Linked DNA regions of Homo sapiens: region 1 is linked to region 2. Evidence: chromatin loops called from intact Hi-C (ENCODE). Cell type or tissue: endothelial cell of umbilical vein. All regions are shown on one strand. Region 1 overlaps DOCK9 (dedicator of cytokinesis 9). Region 2 overlaps DOCK9 (dedicator of cytokinesis 9).

Region 1 (5,000 bases), 53 kb before region 2:
GTATGGATGCACCCTCTGGCCTGCCCACTTGATCAGAGCCACTGGAGAACTTAGTACTTCCGGCAGTGGGAGGGAAGGTGTTGCATTCAATGTCTCCTCTGGCAAAGGTGGAATCATTAGAAGGGAAAAATCCACAGTGACCCGGTTTTTCCTGGCTGACTGGCAGCTCTCCTCCTCCTCTTCAGCACTGCGTATGACACAAGCAGAGTGCCTTCGGAGCAGCTTCTCCCTCTATACATGAAGGCATGTTGGGGTCAAGGGAAAAGTTCAATACGTCATGACACACCCAAACTGAGCTGCTCGCACCTCAACAGAACTGCATTTAATGGTAACCATGTCAATGCCAGCCATGGGATGCGTGACAAGATTATAAACCTGATGCTGAGGAAGGATGTCTTCCGGGTGTTTTTGGAGAACTAGGGATAAATCCCTAAATGGCTCAGCTGTTTATTGGGATGGGCACTTGCCTGTAACTTGAAGTAACTTAGAAAATCTGTGCCCAAAGTGATACCAATCTACCATGGCTCCAGGTTTAAACCCACACTTTATCCTTTCCTACAAAGTTCCAAATGGTCTGAGCACTTAGTAGTTTCAAGAAAAAAGGCTAAGTATGAGGAGGAAGTGTTGTGTTGTGGGTGCGTGCTGTGTGAATAAAGTGATTTCTTACCCCTGAATCACCTATATGATCAATTATTCTCTGGAGCTGGCTTCAGACCTAACACCCTTGTGGGTGGAGAGCTGTGTTGATGATGGTGTCTCTGGTATAAAGACTACAGGGAATTGGCCAGGTGTAGTGGCTCACGCCTGTAATCCCAGCACTTTGGGAGGCCGAGGCGGGCGGATGACGAGGTCAGGAGTTTGAGCCCAGCCTGGCCAATATGGTGAAACCCCATCTCTACTAAAAATACAAAAATTAGCCGGGCGTGGTGGCTTGTGCCTGTGGTCCCAGCTGCTGGGGAGGCTGAGGCAGAGGAGTCGTTTGAACCCAGGAGGCGGAGGTTGCAGTGAATTGAGATCGTGCCGCTGTACTCCAGCCTGGGCGACAGAGCGAGACTCTGTCTCAAAAAATAAATAAATAAATAAAAAGACTACAGGAAATTGAGATGGGCAGCATTTTGAGTCCCTCCCCGTTCAACCCACCAGAGCCATTCACTCAAGACGCTCCACTGCAAACCCTGCCCAGGATCTGAGGTACTGGAAACAGGAATCAGAGCACTTCAAGGAATGGGCCCCAACCTTAAAGCTCTCATCACCTACTCCAGGTCAGCCGGGTGGTTTAGAAAAAAACAAAAGGTCACACTTAAAAGGCACTAGAACATGAAGTACGTTTACTTTGGGCTAAATCCATTGATTATAAGAAACATTTGTGTTGGGTGAAAAGCAATTACCTTATCCAGGGAATTGCTCTTCTCACTATTCCTTTCTGGAAGGCTGTTACCCGAATCTGTGCTTATGAGAGATCCTCTCGAATCAGCATTTCTCACACTGTTGATGTTTGGAGTTGAGGTTGTATATGGAGAAGCTAAATGGAAATCAAGCCAACAATAAAGTTTTATTAAGACAGAACAAAATAAAGATGAGTACTGAACTTTAAGGGAAATTGCTTTTATTGCACTTATTTTTTCTGTTAGGAAGTTGGCTCAAGAGTTGCATTCCATTACTTCACCTTTAAAGAACCAGGTCATATACAATGAGATAAAAAGAAACTAGTCTGAAACATTCAGATGTAAACATCAATTCACTTGTTAGAAACCACCTTTGATCGCTAAAGACTAAATGCATACCTGTTTCAGAATGTGATAGAATGAAGACTTAAAAAAATTAAAAGATAAATCCACCTACAACTATCAAATCACAAAATTAAACCACACAACAAACTTGTAGCATTCAAACTGGTAATAAACACTGAGGAGCCTACCCAACTCTGAGGGGTGTCATGGGGTATTTTAAATTTTCGAGGAGAACACAGTGATATGTGACCTCAGCCAGAAGCTGCTGTTTCAGCAGCAGGTTGTGCTATGCTCCTTTTGAAGACATATTTGTGAAGCTGGGTATTTGGGGGCCTGCTATGATAAAAGGCAAGTAATCAATGAGGGACAGGAAATGCGAATGGTGCTGGCCAATCTGACCCAAAGGCTGAGAAGCTGTCAGTGTCCAACAGGTACACACCACCCATTTGTAGTGAGTTGTGGTTATTAAAAATAAAATTAATTGTTTCCTTTAAATTTATGTGTATTATTTCTTTTAAGTGCCTACTAAATTGTTAGGATGTAAGTACTTATTAAGTTATTTGGTCCTAAGTACCTAATAAAGAGAACTGCTGGGTGTGTCTTTCAGCCTAGGGATGCCACGAAATAAAGTGACACTAAGGGTGCTGTGAACGGGGAATATCTGGGAATCTGCTATAAACAACTATGAGCAGAAAGGAAATCTAATGTGGAAATAAAATTTGTGATGTCCATGAAAAAAACAGTATTTGAAGGCAGAAATCACTCCCTATCTTGGTACTATGGAATTTTTTAAGGTAATAGATTGACTTCCTGCTTAGATAAGATTTAAATAAATCACATAATTTAAAACGACTCTTTGGACTTGTACATTCCGTGCTGAACCAAAAGGCGTGCCTCCAGCGGAAAGGCCTGGCTGGTTTGGCAGATGGCATCAGGAGATTTGGACTCTGTGTCTGGCAGCTGTGAGCACACATTCTCCCAGACGCAAGCTGAAGATGCCATTACTTGGCACTTCACAACAGGCTGGTTGTTTTCAGATCTCAGTAGGCAAATGAGCTGCCATGGACTGGGATACTTCTAAGTTAAAAAATAAATAAACAACAAAATAAATATAGCCAGCCTCTAGGTTACACCAAAAGTATATTTGAAAGTGACTCCTCTGCCTCAGCCTCCCAAGTAGCTGTGATTACAGGCGACTGCCACCAACCCTGGCTAATTTTTTTGTATTTCTAGTAGAGACGGGTTTTCACCATGTTGGCCAGGCTGGTGTCGAACTCCTGACCTCAGGTGATCTGCCCACCTCGGCCTCCCAAAGTGCTGGGATTACAGGCATGAGCCACCGTGCCTGGTCAGTCTTTAACTCTTTAACCTTAGAAGGAAGACCTGTGACATCAAGGTCATAAATCCTTCCCTCTGTTGAACACTCAGATTTATTCACTGCTATCCCTGAAACTGATTCAGTGTATTAAAGATCAAGAAAAGAAGAGCCAGGAGAATTTGAAAAAAGAAGCAAAGGCTTGAACATGGTTTCATTAAGCCTTATTGTCAGCCAGTGGCTGCGTCTCCCCAGGAGAGAAACCATGTGAATGATTGTCGCAAGGGACAGGTAAAAACCCTGTGAAAAAACTATGGCCTTTTTCTGTACTCAGATAAGAAACACATGCTATGACCAAATTATAATTTTTCTAATATAATCATATTTCATATTTAATGTAGAACAGCATTTGAAGAACACAGAAGTCATGAAAAAGAACACAGAACTCAAGAGAAAGAGGTCCTCAGTAAAGTAAAATTAGGCCCTAAGTTCTCAGAGTCTCAAGCTTGATTCCAGAACTAGAGTCCTAATTTAAGACAAACAGATGGAAATGCAATATATCAAAATCAATATGCTTAGTTTGTTCCTATTTTTATGTCTTTGTGTATGTGTTTGTATTTAATATCCTGGCCCAGTGCATAGCTTTTAAAGTCCTTAAACGACACTTGAGTAAAATGAAAAGAAGATAAATTCGTCCCTCTTCCCTTGGTACCACTGAGTAGGTGGAAAAAGAAACCCTGAGCCTCAGGACGCTTGCCTTTTAAAATGAATGTAATCTCAGAGTAGTTTTTATCCAGGCAGTGAATCACTTTTAAAACTCTCAGGCACCATGATCCAAAGACATTTAAAAAACTGTGACGGCACATTCTCAGTATGTGTGGAAACAGGATTCTTCTAACAGAGATGTAAGGAGAGTTTGCTCTTGAAGGAGAAGCACCAGGACTAAAATTAGCTAGAAACTCCCTGATGAACAAAGAATTGTTAAAGCTGCCAGAAAAAAACTAGTAAACCCAGTTCAAAGATGAGGCTTCCCTGGAAGGTACTCCTAAAAGAGAACAGGGATTTAAATCTTCAAGAAAGGAGGCAATATAGATAACCTGAGTATAATAAGCCTGTCGAGGTGAATTCCTATGAAAAGTGGATTTGGATCTTAAAATTCAAGAGTGAAAAAGGATTAAGTCAGTTTCAAGTACTTTTCACAGCTGCAATGTCAGTGCGGAGCAATTGGAGGCTATGATGCTAAAGATCCCCAGTGGCCTATCTCCAAGTTCTAAAGAAGTCCCCAATCCTAACAAGGTGAATTCTGAATTGGAGAAGAGTCAAAAGAGTCAAACAGAAGTATTAAAACTTTGTGGAAATGATCAAGGTTACAGTGAAGTGATGTTTCCACTCATCTGACTCCTCTCTGCCAACCACCATACACTTTGTATCAGCTCTTAATCCCTCTAACGACCGTTTTGAAGACATGGGTATGGAGGGCAAAGAAGATAGACAACATCCTGCCATGGTAACTAGTAAATGGTCGATTCCAGATCCAAGGCTGCATCTGTCTGACTTTAAAGCTAGTGCTGTGAACCACTGCAGACAAAACCCTCTAAGGAAGGTCCCCTCCCTGCTTCTGGAGCAGTGGCTGGGAATGGGGCAAAGCAGGGCAGAGACAGAGTGAAGGCCCAGAAGAAAGGCAAATGGAAACTCGTGACAGCAGCCAACATTTGCTGAGCATTTACCGTGTGCCAGGCTCTGTTGCAAGCATTTTGCATGAATTAACTCTTTTAATCTTTACAGTGTCAACTAAGGAGAGCATAACTGTGAAAAAGACACATAAATATCAACCAGGTTAAGGACTGGTATTATTATTGCAGGATAAATTTGGGCATTGGTGTGGGGTTTCTCATGTTAAATTCTACCCAGTTTCATCCCCTACATGAAATGGCGTATTACCACCACCACCACCG
Region 2 (5,000 bases):
CCTAATATACATCTATTGCTCTGCTACAAGATAAATAAAAAGCAAATTCGGCTTCTTAAAGTTCCTCCCATCCCTCCTAAGGTCTAAGATGATGCATTAAACACAGAGGATGCCCAACAGTGGCTGATGGAATTACCAAGTAAAATCTAAGAGGTAGAAAAATGTGGTTCAGGGGTAGCAGGACTTTGCCCCAGAGTCAGGAAACAGTATCTGGAAGAATAGTAACGATAAGAGCTACTATTGATAATAGCCAATATCTACCTGCTAGATATTACCCTAAGTGCCCATTTTAATTTTATACAACCTTAGGAGGCAGGTACTATTATTATCCCTGCTCATTAAAAGAGAAAACACTAAGGCATGAATGTTAGGTACTTTGCCCAAAGACCTACATCATGAAATAGAGGCCTGGCTTCTAACTCAGGTTGCCTGGCTTCAGAGTCTAAACTATTACACTACACAAGACAGAAGAAAACAAGGTAAACAATGTGAACAAGCAAGTCAGGAAGAAAAAACACAAATGGCAAATAAATATATGAAAATATGAAAAATATCACTAATAACCAGCAAAATATAAATGAAAGCACAGTAAAATACCATTTTACACTCGTCTGGTGAAGATGCAGAGAAACAGAAATGTGAATTGTTATAGCCTTTTGGGACGGTAACCTGGCAATGTTTAAAGCATTAAAAACACAATAAACTTTGACTTAAAAATTCCACATTGGGGAATTTCTCCTACTGAAATAAGAGCACAAGTATTTAATGTCATGTTGTTTATTGTGTACTGTTTGTAGAGGCTAAAAACTGAAAAAAAAACCTTAAATGTTCATTAATAGGGAGATGGCTGAATAAACTGTGCAGTAGCAATAGTTGAAATATCATGCAGCTTGCTGATATGTATGTAAGGGGGAACCAGATCTTCCACTGGCCCAGAGGGACATCTATGAAATATTTTTAAGTGATACAGAAAATTTCAGAATAATGTATATATCATGAACATATTTTTATTAAAAAAACTTAAAAACCTTACATATGTTTATCTATATTTCTATGAGCAATCAGTTTGGTGAAAGGGGAATTGCAACCGGTTATTAACTTCAGTGTTCTCAGGAATGTGGGAATGGAGGATGAAGGGAAAAGGTGAACTTTTCTTTAAACAACTTTGGGTATTTTTACTTATTGCGGCAAGCACGCTTCTTTTTAATTAAAATTTTAGTAAAGATAATAAAATAAATACTTGTAATATGTACTTTCACAATCTAAGAGTGGAGAAAATACAGCTATAACAAATATCATCCCAAAGTCTGTAGTTGAGCACTTCTCAGAGTGATGGAAACCAGCTCTGCTCTTAAAATAACCTGTGGTCAGTCTATATTGTGATGGTAAGAAGAGCCAACTGGCTTTTCCCCAGACACCCTGTTGCCACTTTCCTGCCCAAAGCCCACTGACTACTCTGGGTTTCGTGGAGAGGAGAATGAGAGGAAAATGGAGACAGAAAATGCACAATGGCAGAGCTGTTCTCTGTAGAAACTGGTGTTTGCTGAGAAGACAAGGAAAAGAATGATTCATCTAAACCAAGGGCGATTCCCCCACCCCACCCCATCCTGTAAACCCTACATTCAAGCACTAATGACACACCCTGACAAGGTTTTCTTCTTTGTCTTAAGAAGTAGTTATGGACCAAACATTCAAGAGTTTCCAGAAAGTCTGCTGTAGGCTTTAGGCATACTCTGTGTCTTAAATTTATTTGCGAGTAGATAAAACAATCTAGAGACAAAGATTATGGCCAACAGCATCTTATTCTGAGGATGAATTATCAGAAACAATGTGTTGAATGTTGGGTCATTTAAACAGATTGGGTTGGAATAGGAGGACTTTGCAAAATGTTTTGAGGCCAAAATATATAATCTTTAATTTAAAGAGTTATCATGATTTATTTCCACTACTTCCAAGACACCTAACTTCTCAGGACCATCAGTTCATCCTCTTCACAAAGGAGGCCCAGAAATGCAACACCAGCTGACCCCACAGACACAAGCCTAGCCAGCTCCTTTGTATAATAGTGCAATGATATTGTTTTCTGGATTGGAATCTAGGGAAGAAAGCACTTATTATAGACTTGGTTTAAAAATTAAGAAAAGGTGTCCGTGAAACTGCTGGGTCCTGACAAGTTCTGCTGAGCATGGCCCTTGATCCTCACTCCATCTCCATGAGACTATAAAGTCTGAGACATCATACTTTCCCCTGCATGCAACTGTGGAAGATTTACCTGGAACAATAAGTTCATTTGCTTAAAACAAAGTTAAAAGGTAAAAGGATGTGAGCAATTCCGGATTTAGAAGAAATTCTACTTCTCTTTCAGAACCACATGGGGAAACCAAAGTAAAAGTTGGATGCTATTCTTTGAGTACAAAAATAAAAGCTCACAAACAGAAAAGCTGTGGAAGAAAACATAAGGTGGGTTTTCTTCACACTATCTTTAAGGAGGTGACATATATGTTCTGATGTCACCTAAGATATAAATGTAACCAGAGAAATAAATTATTAAATAACTAGTAATGAAGTTTATAACCTGATTATGTTACTCCTTGACTTTCTAGGGAAGAAATCAATTAACTAACTTGAACTACGGTTTGTGTATCAAACTAAAATATTTATAAGACTGATGCTACACACTGTTACATTTACAATAAAAATTGTTTGGTTCCATAATAGACAATAGGAGGAAAAGAACCAGTTTTAGGGTAAATACAGTGTGTTCTCTAATAAGAAAACAATACAGATGTTCAGTACTAAATGTACAAACATAAGCTCCAAGATTATACAAAATATTCTGAAAACCTGGGTTTACATCACTCACACTGTAAGTAATGAGCCCTTCCATAATATTCCAGAATGAGACATCAGTTATTTTTGCACTGAAACAACTTCCTGTCGGTCATATCCTGTTTGGCTATGTCTTAGTCACAGTGGAAAACAAAAGCCGGGGCAACAGGATGAAGGAGGTTAGAGGAGCTGATTAGAAAAGGAACCTGCCATGAAATTACACCTTCAGCCACCTTCTGCCTGCCCTCATTGTTCTAGGCCCTTCTTTGTAATCTTACTGAACTGTGGCCCAGCCTCCCAGCCTGACCCTTTCTTGCACCTTCCTTCCCTGATACTGACCTCTTTACCTCTTCATACCCTGGGTAAACTCCTTGCACAGTTCTCTCTCCCCACCCCTCCCTCTGCATACTTCAGTCTCTGATTCTGTAACCATGGAATCCATCCTTCCTAATGGGATGACCAACAGTTATCAGGTCAACTTCTTTGCCTTCTCAACCGGTGCAAATAGTTCAGACACCCTGAAGGGGGATGATAAACAGCCAAAACTGCATTTTTGCTCAAGGCTGGGGATGGGGAACACAGGTCTCCCCTTACTGCCTGGGCTGCTCACACTGACACCAAGCTGGGCTTTAAAAGGCAAAGCCCACAGATACCCATGTGCTGAGTGAATAACTCATCTCCATTTTCTTCATTCTTTTCCCCTTCAAAAAATTACTTTCCACCTTTCTACCTTCCTAAATAAAAGTATTTGTAAAACACCTGAAAGCCAGGGGGAAAGAGTAAAAGCCTCTAACAAGGATTCATTTTTCAGGTTTTGACCATGACTCCTGGTAAGAAATGTTTCAAATTCCCAACACAAAGATAAATGTTTGAGGTGATGGCTATCCCAATTATCCTGATTTGATCATCACACATTGTATACAGATATCAAAGTATCACATGAACTCCCAAAATAGGTACATTATATACCAATGAAAGTAAATAAATATACATAATAGCACACTAAGAAAAACAAATATCTTTTATATCACTATGCAAGACACACATACACACTATATGTATAAATAGTACATTGCCCTTAATAATGACATTATTTTATGTAAAAAATTATGTAATTCACTTTAAAAAGTTTTTTTTCAGGTCGGGCGTAGTGGCTCATGCCTGTAATCTCAGCACTTTGGGAGGCTGAGGTGGGTGGATCTTTTGAGGTTAGGAGTTCAAGACCAGCCTCGCCAACATGGTATAAAACCCTGTCTCTACTAGAAATACAAAAATTAGCTAGGCATGGTGGCAGGTGCCACCAAAATAATAATGACAGTATTTTATATAAAAAATAATGTCATTATTAAGGGCAGTGTACTTTCATATTCTCCATTCAATTCTATTACATTAAAAAAACACTTTTTTTTTTTTTGAGACACAGTCTTGCTCTGTCACCCAGGCTAGAGTGCAGTGGCATGATCTCAGCTCACTGCAATCTCTGCCTTCCAGGTTCAAATGATTCTCCTGCCTCAGCCTCCCAAGTAGCTGGGATTACAGGCACCTGCCACCACGCCTAGCTAATTTTTGTATTTCTAGTAGAGACAGGGTTTTATACCATGTTGGCAAGGCTGGTCTTGAACTCCTAACCTCAAAAGATCCGCTCACCTCAGCCTCCCAAAGTGCTGGGATTACAGGCATGAGCCACTATGCCCGACCTAAAAAAAACTTCTTAAAGTGAATCACATGTTTAGCTAAATAAGCCTGACACAAAGAGTACATGTATAAGTCCATTCACAGGAAGGTCTAGAAAAGTCAAAACTAATCTACGGTGATGGAGGTCAAAATAAAGAGGGTCTCAGGTACAAGCTAGCCTGAGGGCTGCTTATATCAGTGTACAAATGCGAACTCCAGTGAGCTCTACAATTCATGTTTGAGCATTCTGCTATTGCAAATTATACCTCAATAAAAAGAATAAAAAACTAAATAGAAACAAAACAAAAAGAAGCAGGGGTTGAAATCAAACTGATTTCACCAACTAAAATGGCTTAACCTAACTTGTAACCCATAGTTTAAAAATAGTTCCAAATATTTTAAATGACAAAATATACAATTATACTTATAAAAAAGTATATATACATAAATGTATACATTTATATTAAATATATGTATATCTTAAAAAATCTCCCTAG

Evidence for each region. A loop is a pair of places that touch in the nucleus more often than their neighbours do. Peaks named below come from ENCODE experiments on the same cell type or tissue, not always from the same donor. Only the 100,000 strongest peaks of a DNase experiment are listed, where the experiment ranks them.
Region 1: a loop joins it to region 2, with 8 times the contacts of the local background. A loop is called at or near these places in 1 of 110 quality-filtered maps.

What each region holds. Positions count from the first base shown.
Region 1 is chr13:98,854,510-98,859,509 of GRCh38, forward strand. DOCK9 (dedicator of cytokinesis 9) reads right to left here. Exons shown (of 53, transcript NM_001366683.2): 34 at 1,389-1,522. Among named protein-coding and RNA genes, the nearest start is that of DOCK9-AS1, 25 kb to the left of the region's middle. In endothelial cell of umbilical vein, no CTCF peak of the experiment used is centred here; a DNase peak (open chromatin) is centred at 2,652; H3K27ac peaks cover 2,757 bases.
Region 2 is chr13:98,907,645-98,912,644 of GRCh38, forward strand. The region is part of intron 9 of DOCK9 (dedicator of cytokinesis 9); the gene reads right to left. Among named protein-coding and RNA genes, the nearest start is that of DOCK9, 68 kb to the right of the region's middle. In endothelial cell of umbilical vein, no CTCF peak of the experiment used is centred here; DNase peaks (open chromatin) are centred at 1,597 and 3,027; H3K27ac peaks cover 4,423 bases.